Regions from separate parts of the Homo sapiens genome. Here regions 2 and 3 are each linked to region 1. Evidence: chromatin contacts called from ENCODE Hi-C or POLR2A ChIA-PET data. All regions are on one chromosome and are shown on one strand. Each heading gives the region's core, a stretch centred on a gene start or an enhancer-like site at or near the end of the contact. The rest is flanking DNA. Distances are from core to core; before and after follow the strand shown.

Evidence for each region. A loop is a pair of places that touch in the nucleus more often than their neighbours do. ChIA-PET counts read pairs that join two places held with the same protein, here RNA polymerase II (POLR2A). Pooled maps may share reads with other maps.
Region 2: a loop to region 1 is called in a pooled map, with 2.8 times the contacts of the local background. The contact joins the promoter of MREG here to the promoter of MARCHF4 in region 1. A Hi-C loop is called at or near these places in 4 of 50 pooled maps.
Region 3: a loop to region 1 is called in a pooled map, with 2.5 times the contacts of the local background. The contact joins the enhancer-like site here to the promoter of MARCHF4 in region 1. A Hi-C loop is called at or near these places in 1 of 50 pooled maps. POLR2A ChIA-PET finds 5 or more read pairs at or near these places in 2 of 52 experiments (HEK293 and OCI-LY7).

The regions. Positions count from the first base shown.
Region 1 is chr2:216,370,636-216,374,345 of GRCh38, reverse strand. It overlaps MARCHF4 (membrane associated ring-CH-type finger 4), which reads left to right and starts at 1,863. Exons shown (of 4, transcript NM_020814.3): 1 at 1,863-3,710.
Region 2 is chr2:216,011,445-216,015,154 of GRCh38, reverse strand. It overlaps MREG (melanoregulin), which reads left to right and starts at 1,604. Exons shown (of 5, transcript NM_018000.3): 1 at 1,604-1,922. The coding sequence starts at 1,828. RefSeq lists a silencer at 1,400-1,809 and an enhancer at 1,782-2,549.
Region 3 is chr2:216,663,840-216,667,549 of GRCh38, reverse strand. IGFBP2 (insulin like growth factor binding protein 2) reads right to left here. Exons shown (of 4, transcript NM_000597.3): 4 at 3,114-3,610. The coding sequence ends at 3,446. Among named protein-coding and RNA genes, the nearest start is that of IGFBP-AS1, 29 kb to the left of the region's middle. Within about 2 kb of position 1,694, at least 10 of the 41 ENCODE cell types and tissues checked have a DNase peak (open chromatin) inside an H3K27ac peak, as active enhancers do.

The DNA of each region.
Region 1 (3,710 bases), core at 614-3,113:
TAATGAGCACAAAACCCTAAAACTCAATTTTAGGTAAAGCAGATATTCAGTCATATGTGGGAGCACTCACATGTATGTGTCCAGGCTGAAGGGGAGAAATATGGTAGCTTCACTGAAATAAAAAAGCCACTTATTTATTCAGAGTCCATTTTCTTGAACACCTACTTAACTTCAGGTGCTGCATTATGTGCTGGTGATACAAATATAGATACTGATCCCAGCCTTAAAGAAGCTCTGAGTCAGACAAAGGGAGATGAATGTATGGTGAGATAATTATTATATAGACTATGATTTCTGCAATACCAGAAACAGATACAGAGTGATGTGGAACACAAAATATTTTCTTGAAGAACAAATAGAATTTTTGAAATAAAGAGGTTTTTTGTTGCTGCACAGTATTTGTGCTGATATTAATCAATAAATATTATTTTGTAGTTATTAAAAATATTAGTATCATCTTTAAATGAGCACCTTGGGCTGGGTCTCAGCATCCATGGTGAGTCCTGGGGCATGATTCAGACAAGTAGCCATGCTGGGTTAACCAAGACTGAGATGTAGGTCCTTTCTCCTTAGAGCTTGTAGGAATGAATCATTTCATAGAGATGGCAGCAAAGGGGTAGTTTTCTTATGACTCATTGGACTGAACTTCGTTCCAATGATATTTTGCTGCAGAAATTTTGCATGCTACTCTGTCTATGGCTCCAATATTTGTAAAGGCATTACCATGGCTGTTTGGATGAATCACTGGCATATCTTCTCTATGGCCCTAGAGGGGTGTGTGTGTGTGTGTGTGTGTGTGTGTGAGAGAGAGAGAGAGAGAGAGAGAGCGGGGTGGGGGAGAGAGGTTTATAAGGAAAGGCAAAAAAAGCAATCCTAAGTTTTCAGTGACCAAAGTCTACAGCTGCAAACACTGAGGTTTTATATAGACCACTTTAAGTTTCCTTCTTTTTCTTGCTCTTCACATTTAGGGGCACTTTGCTGCTCAAGAAACTCCTTGAGAAAAATAGGGTAGGGTGACATGAGTCAGTAGCAGAAATAGGAGAGGAAATTAAAATCCATTTCAAATTACCTCTTGTCAGCGGCTCAGTGAAAGGCTTGAATAGGGAGGAGGCTGGGGATGTTGGTGAAGACGAAGCTGAAATATTGCTCTGGATTCTTATGACTCACAATTGAAAGAGCACTGTGACTTATAGTAATGATGACTGTGGTGATGGTGGCCACAAGCCATTCAACAAATATGCATTGAACATTTACTAGATGCCATCTCTGACTTAGGCACACGGGATCAAATGAATTAAAAAAATTATCTCTGTCAATTGGAGCTTAAATTCTAGGCGAAGAAGCTGACAAAAAAATGGTACTAGCAACCTCCTCCCTGTTTGAAAATTTGAAGCATTTCCTTCTCATGTCTCAAGCCTCAATGAAACATTTCCTTCTCATGTCTCATGTCTCAAGCATTTCCTTAGTCATGAGGAATTTAATCTCCATCAAGTCCCAGCTTCATTGTGGAAGTCACAAAACTTTATCTCCTCGAAAGCTTGCAGACTGAGATCTACTTTAAATGTTTATGTGAACAGAGAAACGGTCTCTGGTTGACAGGTGTCTGTGTCTTGTATGTGCAATGAGAGGAGCTGTGATAGTGGACAGTGGGCAGAGAGTCTACAACCAGACCTTCCACACCGACACGTTCCTGCTGAGGTGAAATGCAAGAGTTAGTGCCTGAATCGCTCCCCTCCCTCCCCGTGGCCTTTCTCCTTCTTTCTTTTACTCTTCACTTCGCTCCCTCCTCCTTCCCTTCCTAAATCCCTCCCTCTCCTGGTTACCTCCCTTTCCCTTGGTCCCTCCCCATCCCCTTCCCTCGCACAGTTCTCTCCTCCTCTTGCTCCCTCTCCCTCCAGCTTCTTTTCCTCTCATCCCCTTTCCCTCCTCCATCCCTCCGCGGCGTCTGCGTCAGGCCCCCACGAGCGTGACGCGCGGGGTCTGGGTGGGAGCTGTCCACTCGCCCGGGGTGCTGAATGCAGCAGCGGCGGCCGCGGCGCCGGCGGCGGAGATAGCCGAGAGCCTCCCTCGCTGCAAGAACCTTGTTTCCAGTTCTCGGACGGTCAGCTCGCCGCCCCGCCACCTCCCTTCCAGCACCACCCCTTTGGGAATCGAGCCAGTGGGGGCAGCGGCGGGTGCTGAGCAACGGCGGAAGACGAGACAACACCTGGCAGCAGCCTGGAATCTGATTTGCTTCCTCTCGGCTTTTATAAGAGATATATTTATATACGGTTTTGGGGAGTCGCGAGGACCAAGCTGGAGCCAAGTGCCGGCTGCCTCCCACCTCGGCCACACTGCTTCGCTCCCCCCTCCCCACCTTCAGCTGGCACCGCAAACAAGCCTTACCTCGTTGCATCTGCGAGGAGAGGTAGCAACAGCGAGCCTAGCCAGCCAGAGGCGGTGGAGAGGAGGAAGGGGCGGGGTGGGGGGGCAGAGAGCGGGCCGAGGCCGCCCTTGGTGGGGGTAGCGGGGGCAGAGCTGCCGAGCAGACCCGGCAGCCGCCCTCCTCCGCCCCCACCCTCCAGAAGCACTCTTGCCTGAGAACCGAATTATTCCACTAGTATTATTTCATTTTTTATTACTCCCCCTCCTCACTCCCCAGCCGCCCCCACCCCCACGCCGGCCTCGCCTCTGGTTGCATGGCAGCGCTGCCCGGGCGCGGGGGCTCAGGGCTGGCCCCCAGGGAAGGGGGAGGAGGAGGAGGATCATGAAGGCCGGAGTCGCGACCGCGCCGGACGGCGGGCAGCAGCCAGAGGACGAGCCGGAGCAGCCCCCGCCCCGGAGACACCCGGACGCCGAGCAGCAGTCGCCTCCGCCGCCGCAGCAGCAGCTGCGGGCGCGGGCCGACCCGGAGCCGGAGGAGGAGGGCGACCGCGACCCAGAGGAGGAAGAGGAGGAGAAGGCGAGGCCACTCGCCCGCCCGGACCTGCCCTTCTCTCGGCTCTTGCCCCTCGACCGAAGGGACCTTTGATGGAACCGAGGGGAGGGCGCCACGGATTTGCCGACTGCAGCAGGGGTGGGCTGGGGGCTGAGATAATGTAACCACTCCTTTCTCCTGTTCTCTCCCACACGCCCCTCTCCTCTACCCCTATTCTCTGCTCCACTGCCCTCTCACCCCGGTACACACACCCTTCCTCTAGCCAGGATCTTCATGCTCAGGAAGGAGGCGCCTCTGCAAGGGTTAAACGATCTTTTCTTTTTCTCCCATCCTTTTTCCTTCCCAAACCTCTATTTTACCTCCCTTCTCCTAATTGGCTTTCCCCTCTTCGGTGTAACCCTTTGGCTGCGGAGGCAAAGCACAAGCCCCTAGCCCAGTTTCACCTGCAACACCCCTCCCCCACCCAACTGCTCTCTTAAAAGCAACTCTGGTGCTTCTGGGGGTTAATTGCCCCAGTTTTCTGCCCAGGAGAATTAAAACTTCTCCCAATCTTCTCTCCTCCCCTACCTTGACTCCCCCAACCCCTACCACCTGAGAAAAACGATCTTTTCTCTCTCACACATGCAGTCCTCAATTCTTCATTGAGCTAGTTTTCTCTAAGCCCAGCTCAATCCACTCCAGATTTGATTTACAATTGTCCCCACCCTTTTATATAAAAGAAAGATTTCTCACTGCGTAGGAATTTGAGAAGAACCCAATAATCCTTTCCTGGGGAACTTTTAAACAATTCGAC
Region 2 (3,710 bases), core at 355-2,854, 360 kb after region 1:
GTACGCACGCACAGACGCACGCGCGCACACACACGCGTGCACACACACACCCCGCTCTCCCTGGCACTTCTTATTCCCTTCCCTGCCTTATTTTTCTCCATAGTACATATGGACTCCTAACATATTGAATAATACTTTGTCTGACTTCCCACTAGAACGTTTGCTCCATTAGAGTAAAGATTTGTATTTGTTTCATTCACTGCTTTATTCCCGGCTCTTAGAAAATACCCAGCACATAACAGATGAGATGCTCCATAAATATTTGTTGAATAAATCAGACTGGAAAAGACAAAACTTTAGATTGAACCTTGCATTTGGCGAGGGTATAGGGAAGTAGATACTTTCATATGTTGCTGGTCAGAGAGTAAATTCGGATTATTTCTTTGGGGAGCAATTTGGCAAGATCCATCAAAATTAAAAAGGCACCTGACCAATGACCCAGCAATTCAACTGCCAAACATTTATCCAATAGATATATATATCTTTAATTTTATTTTTTTTTTTTTGAGACGGAGTCTTGCTCTGTCACCCAGGCTGGAGTGCAGTGGCGTGATCTCGGCTCACTGCAACCTCCGCCTCTCGGGTTCGAGCAATTCTCCTGCCTCAGCCTCTTGAGTAGATGGGACTACAGGCGCCCGCCACCATGCCCGGCTAATTTTTGTATTTTTAGTAGAGACGGGGCTTCACCATGTTGGCCAGGATGGTCTCAATCTCTTGACCTCATGATCCGCCCGCGTCGGCCTCCCAACTTGCTGGGATTACAGGCTTGAGCTACCGCGCCCGGCCTATCCAATAGACATTCTTGCAGACGTGTTCAAATACTTTGGTTCAAGAATGTTCACTGCAGCATTATCTTAATAATGAAAGGCCGGAATCCACCCATATGTCCATCAATAGGGGTCTGAGTAAGTAACATGTGGGCATCCTTAAAACTGCTTAGCATGCAACTGTTAAAATGAGAGGAGGATATCCACGCGCTGACAAGGGACAGCCTCCATGATACACTGAGTCAAAAAAGCCAGGTGCAGAAATGTGTGGAGTATGCCGCTGTTTGGGTCAAAGGGATGAGGACAGGCACATATATTAACAAGTTTGTACAAGCACAAATAAATACAACTATATATAAATAGCTCTGGAAACTCACAAGTGGTTGCCTCACAAATAGGGGCTATTTAAGGACTAGGAGGTTTGAAAACAATTTTTCAAATCATTGTAAATATATTATTTAAAAAAAAACCCTACGCCGATATGCATCAATCCATGCTCTTTTGGTAACTTTTACTCTGTGTGGAGCTGACATCAAAAACATGCCCAAAACTCTGCTTTGAAGGCCTGTAGGGGTGGGGGAGGATCTTTAATTTCCTCGCGCAGTGAAGCCAATAAAAGGTACGAATAGATTCAGCCCAACCTCGTGCTCTGTGGCTCCAGGGCTTTCCCCTCCCCGCCCTCCCCCAGCCCGGCTGCCAGCCTCCGGTGCCCTGGGATTTTGAGGACTGGCTGGAGTCCCTGCTTCACCCTTAGAGGGCGGTAGCGGGGCGTCTCGTGGACGCATGCGCCCCAAATTGCGCTCGGGGAATTAAAAGAGGGGAAAAAAAGCCCGAAGAAAACTCACGCCCCAAACAAAACGCAAGGAGAGGAGGGCGCGCGGCCTGCAGCCCTCGCCCGCGTCCCCGGCCGCGGCGTGATGCGCGCGGACCAGCCCGCGACGCCCGGGCTGCCGCTGTCCCCGCACCTGGACGCTGGCGCGGTGGCCGCGCCCCAGCCTCGATCGCTCGCCGCGGCGACTCGGCCCCAGGCTTCCGGCGCCGGTGGGGGCCCTCGCTCTCCATGGGGCTGAGGGACTGGCTGAGAACCGTGTGCTGCTGCTGCGGGTGCGAGTGCTTGGAGGAGCGCGCCCTGCCTGAGAAGGAGCCCCTCGTCAGGTGGGTGCGCCGCCCGGGCCGGGATCTGGGCTTACCTGGGCCGTAGCCGGGCGCCGAGAGTGTGGACACCTGTGTGCTTGTGTGAGTTGGGGAGGTGGGCTTGCTGGAAGGGCACGCGGAGGCGCCATCTCAGCCCCTTGGTTCCTTATGGGATGTTTTGGGTTTGTTCCTTGAGTAAGATTTTTGCCGAAAAGCACAAATCTTCGGAGACACCTGAGACCCAGCTGGATGTCTGTGCAAAGTGCCAAGAATTCGGGTGTCCTACCTGGGCAGGGAAGTAAGGGAGAGAAGTTGATCAGAAGTTTCCATAGGGGTCTGATAAAATACAACTGTGACTGGGTATTTGATCGGTATATTACAGTGAAACGGGCGACTGTGGATTTCTGTGCCACTCAGCAAAAAAGTTGTCTATTTCTCATTCAATTTTATTACCCAACGAAGACGATTCCAGTGACTGAGTATAAGGAAATATTTTTCACATGAAAAAAATGCATGTTTCATCAAGGGGCAGCCTATTCACTAGGATGTTGATTCATTACAGGTTAAGCTATGAAGTGTGAGGAAATGTAATGCTCATTAGCAATAAGCTAAGAGGCTTTGTGAAGAGACCATACCAGCCCAGTTTTGTTCAGGGCTGTGATTTTAAGCAATCATTTTCTATCTTGAGTTTGCTGAAATCGAGGCTGGACTAGGTCATGCCTCAGGGGTAGACATGACAGAAACAGAATATTTAAAATGGAATTAGGAAACAGTATTTCAGGTGGAATTCCAGGGTTGAGTAAGCAAATACTAAAGCCAGGGTTTCTTTCTTTTGAAGTATGAAACTCACGTAATACAGCTTGCACAACTTTTTCTAAGGAATGATTTACCTTTTCTTACTCTATCAAGTCCAAACACCCCCTTGACTTTGGAGATCTTACATAACCCCTTCCTGCCTGTCCACTCTGATTTTCCAGTACATTAAACAGTGTACACTCCTTGCGGCCGTGGGAATAATCCACTCATTGGCTCCAACCCTCCCTCAAGTGGTGACCTTTATCCTTGCTCCTCCTTCCCAAAAGCTATTTTCAAGGCCTTCTCAAGCAATCTTCTTTGATTACTTTGCCCTTATCCATCTTCCTCTTCTAGGATGTAGTACTTAGAAATTACCATCTACTCCTCGCTGTTTGGTAAGCACACATGTATATAAACATGTAACTCATGTATATTATATATATAAAGTCATACACACAATATACAGTGATTTTGATTGCTCTTGTCAATGACACTCCCACTTAGATTTTTAGATTATTGTGTGTAGGGAGAAATGGAATAATCTATCTCTAATCTAATAGGTAGTGGGTAACTGCAATCTAGAATTTTATGCTTAGGTTATACACTGAACTTGTCAGGGCTCTTAGTAACATGAAATACAGACTTGAGCTTAGTTTCAACCTCAGAGGCTTGAGTATTTCCAGTTTTCTGTCCAGGATTGCTGTTTCAGTTAATAGTTCTGGTTGTTTTAAAATCTTAGATGCTCTCCTGTCTTAGCTTCTATCCAGTGAATACAAGTCAGTGAATTTTGCATGTGATTTTAAGAAGCCCCAGGGTCAATTGGAGCGGAGTAGCATAGGGCTTGTGAATCAGGTTGCCTGGAATGAGTCTGCTCACCCAACTAGGTAACCTGGCACAAGTTATTAAAATTATTTGTGCCTCAATTTCATCATCTGTAAAATGGGGATGATAATAGTACATACTTCAAAGGTTTGCCACGAGAGATGAAAGGAGATAATACATATAAAGTGCTTA
Region 3 (3,710 bases), core at 445-2,944, 290 kb before region 1:
TTCACCACGTTGGCCAGGCTGGTCTTGAACTCCTGACCTCGGTTGATCCACCCGCCTTGGCCTCCCAAAGTGCCAGGATTACAGGCGTAAGCCACCATGCAAGGCCGAGAGCTACATTTAGGCAGCACTTACCGTGTGACAGAAATGATTTTATATTCTCAAAGCAAGTCTTTTAAGATAGAAACTATCCCAATATTTAAAGAGGAAGTAAATGAGATTCACAGAGGTTAGAAATATGTCCAAAGGCACATAACTCAAGAGTCTGATTCTGTTCAAAGACTACCTCACCTCCATGGTTACGCTTTTAACCACCACATCTTATTATGTAGTTAGTATTCAAGACACATCAAACAGATTCAGGGATGACAGTGGTGACTGTCCAAATGTAGAGAGCATAAGAAGAGGGATAGCCCCGTGGGCATGACCCATGCAGTCATACAAGGCTGACACTTAGTTTAATGTTCTGCTATTTCTGTCTTGACATTCTTAATAATTTCTGAATAAGGGACTCCATATTTTTATTTTGCCCTGGATCCTATAAATGAAGTCAACCAGTCCTCCATAAGAACCACACAGGAAGCAAGTTTCAATGCAGACTCCCAGGCCCCTCCCCGAGCTTCTAACTCAGGGGATCTGGGATAGGGCCAGTGGTAACAACGTCTCCAGCTGACTCCTTCTGGACCACTCCTCTTCAATGCAACAGACTCTCCAAGGGCCCGATGTAGGCTCAGCTGCAGTTCTGCATGCTGCCACACAGTGGCAGTATAGCCCCGGTGTTTGCTTAACGTTCAAAGAGGCACAGTTAGTTCCAGGTGAGAGATGTGCTTGACATCTTCAAGATCCCTGCCCAGCCAGCCATCTTCCCACGTGGATGCAATGATGCTTCCTCTCGGCAAAGGTTTCTAGGTTGCACTGCACATCAGTGAGTGTGGTTCCTGCAGCTAGAGCCACAGCGGAGGTGCTGCTCACCCACTCACCCATAAAAGCTACCTCTTCAGAGGGTTGGGTACAAGAGCACTAAGGGTAATGGAGGGGAAATGGGCAAGGAGATTGTGGCATCCTCAGAAGCCCTCTGGAAAAGTTCAAAGAATGGACAAGGTGGCAGCCCTGGGGCGTGAGGTCTGGCAAACACCTGACCCAACAATGGCCCCATAGTAACCCCTCCCGTTTTATACAGTCCTAGTTTTCAAAGCACCTTCACATCTAGTCTCACACTAATACCACCCTGCTATTTGAGGCTGATAACATCCCCAATAGACAGATGAGGAAAACAGGCTCAGAGAAGGTGGACAGCATAGCCCCAGGCAATGGAAAACGAAGTGGTGGGAAAGGATCCAAGCCCAGGTGTCCTGACTCCGGCCTTTTTCTTGCCTTATCCCTCCCTGGTTCACAATCACCATGGAACCTAAGAAAGGAAAAAGACCCTGCCTGGGCTCCATGGCAAACCAGTTACATCAGAATGTCTGAAGCTGAGGTACTGGCATCAGTTTTTGTTTTAAGTGCCGCCGTCGAGTCAAATGTTCACCGAGGTTGAGAAACACCAGGCTTCCCAGGAGGGCAGGCACGGGCTGCTCCACCCAGGGATAGCAGCTCCACCTGGGGACAGCAGCCCCGGGGCTGACTGCTCTTTGCAGCAACTCAGAGGGCAGGGGGAAGGGCCAGCTGCAGCACGCATGCGCCGAATGAAAGACAATCAGACCCCATGCAGGGACTGCTGAGCTTCAAGCTCCAGGTCCATCCAGTGCCCAGAGCCCTCTAGGCCCTCTCCAAGCGTCTCACCTGCTTCCATCCACGGGGCCAGTATAACTCAGGGGTGGGTGGCTGCCACACGCTGGAGTTAGGGGTCCCCAGACCCAGGGCAGGAGAGTTTGGGCACTTCTAGTTACACTTTTCCTCATCTGTAAAGTGTAACTAACAATAGTGCCTGTTTCACGGATGCACAAGGATCCGCTGAATGAATACTTTTGGGGCTGTGGCCAAGTGCTGGCCTTGGCCCGGTGCAGCCTAGAACACACCCTCCTGGCATGGCTCCATCTATTCTTGGGGATCTGGTTTTCCTGCACTCCAAGAAAGCTCATCTTGTGCCATTTCCAAAAGCTGTCTTGCATTCCAGCTACACTTATGTCACACCTGGTAAAGGGCCCGCCATCCCTCCGCCTCCCTACACTCACCAGATGGAAGGTCTGGAAGGTAGTGGATTGGGCCAGGCCCCTAGGGAGCCCCTCCTCTGTGGGAAGGGATCAGACTCCAGCCACAGGAGAGGGGAGTGACAGGAGAGGCCAGGCCCTGGGCCACGTACCGAGGAAGGTTAGGGGGGCAGGGACTGTGGGCCTCAAATGGTGAGCTTTCTCCCCCCATGGCCCATTGCAAAGGCAGGGGTCGGGGTGCATAAGCCCCCTGGAATTCACTGGAGTTGAGAGGCCAGCAGAACAGAATGGCAGATGTAGGTGAGCTCTGATGTGGAACTCTGCTAAGAAAGGCCACATTCTGTGCCTCCTTCCACAGTCCCTCAGCCTGCACACCTTGACACACTCATAGCCCTTTGTTTCAATTGATATTTGCTGGTCTGGACACCAAATCCCTTGGGCCCCTTAGAGAGCAGCATCTGAATTCTCAGTGGTGTCATCCTTATGAATAAGCCAGTTAACCACAGCCCTACTCCCTTTCTTTGGGGGCTGAGTGGAAATGTCTCACCCTGGGCAGGAGGGAGCCTCCTTTATTTCAGGGGCCAGACAACCCCAATCCCAACGTTTCCTGTTCCTTATCTCCCACTGCAGTGTTATCTGAATGTGCGAGGGAGGAAGCCGGACCCACGCTCCACATCTCCCCATCCCCAGCCCGTGACTCATCCTGCCCCTGTACAGCGCCAGGCAGGGGCCACATGGGGGCAGAAGCCTCACCTGGGAGTCCTGGGGCTGCACTGGAGGGTTTGATCTGGATTCAGGAGGTTCCCATTCCTTCTTATTGCCATTTCATGAATGGGAAACGGAAACGGCCTTTCCCATTTTCCTAGGAGCCAGGGGCAAAGCTGGATGATGGCGGGTAGGCCAACCTAGGCCAGGCTCTGCATCTCTCCCTGGAAGACCCCAAAGACTCAGGCAAAAGACACACACTTTACTTTTCCTTCCTTTAATCTTATGCAAAAGGGACACAGGGGTTCAAAAATAAAAATTTCTCTTCCCCCTCCCCAAACCTGTACCCCAGCTCCCCGACCACAACCCCCTTCCTCCCCCGGGGAAAGCAAGAAGGAGCAGGTGTGGCATCTGCAGCTGGGAAGAGAGAGGCCGGGGAGGTGCCGAGCTCGGTGCTGGTCTCTTTCCAAATATAAATACGTGTGTCAGAACTGGAAAATCCTCCAGCACCCACCACCCAAGCACTCTCCGTTTTCTGCCGGTGTTTGGAGAGGGGCGGGGGGCAGGGGCGCCAGGCACCGGCTGGCTGCGGTCTACTGCATCCGCTGGGTGTGCACCCCGCGAGCCTCCTGCTGCTCATTGTAGAAGAGATGACACTCGGGGTCCCCCCGGATGGTGGGGGCTCCCTGGATCAGCTTCCCGGTGTTGGGGTTCACACACCAGCACTCCCCACGCTGCCCGTTCAGAGACATCTTGCACTGGGGAGAGAGGAGAAGAGCATGGAGGAGCCCGCAGCCAGCAACTTTCCTTCTGTCCCTCAACCCGGCGTCCACTGAGCAGCCACCCCTTGCAGCTACC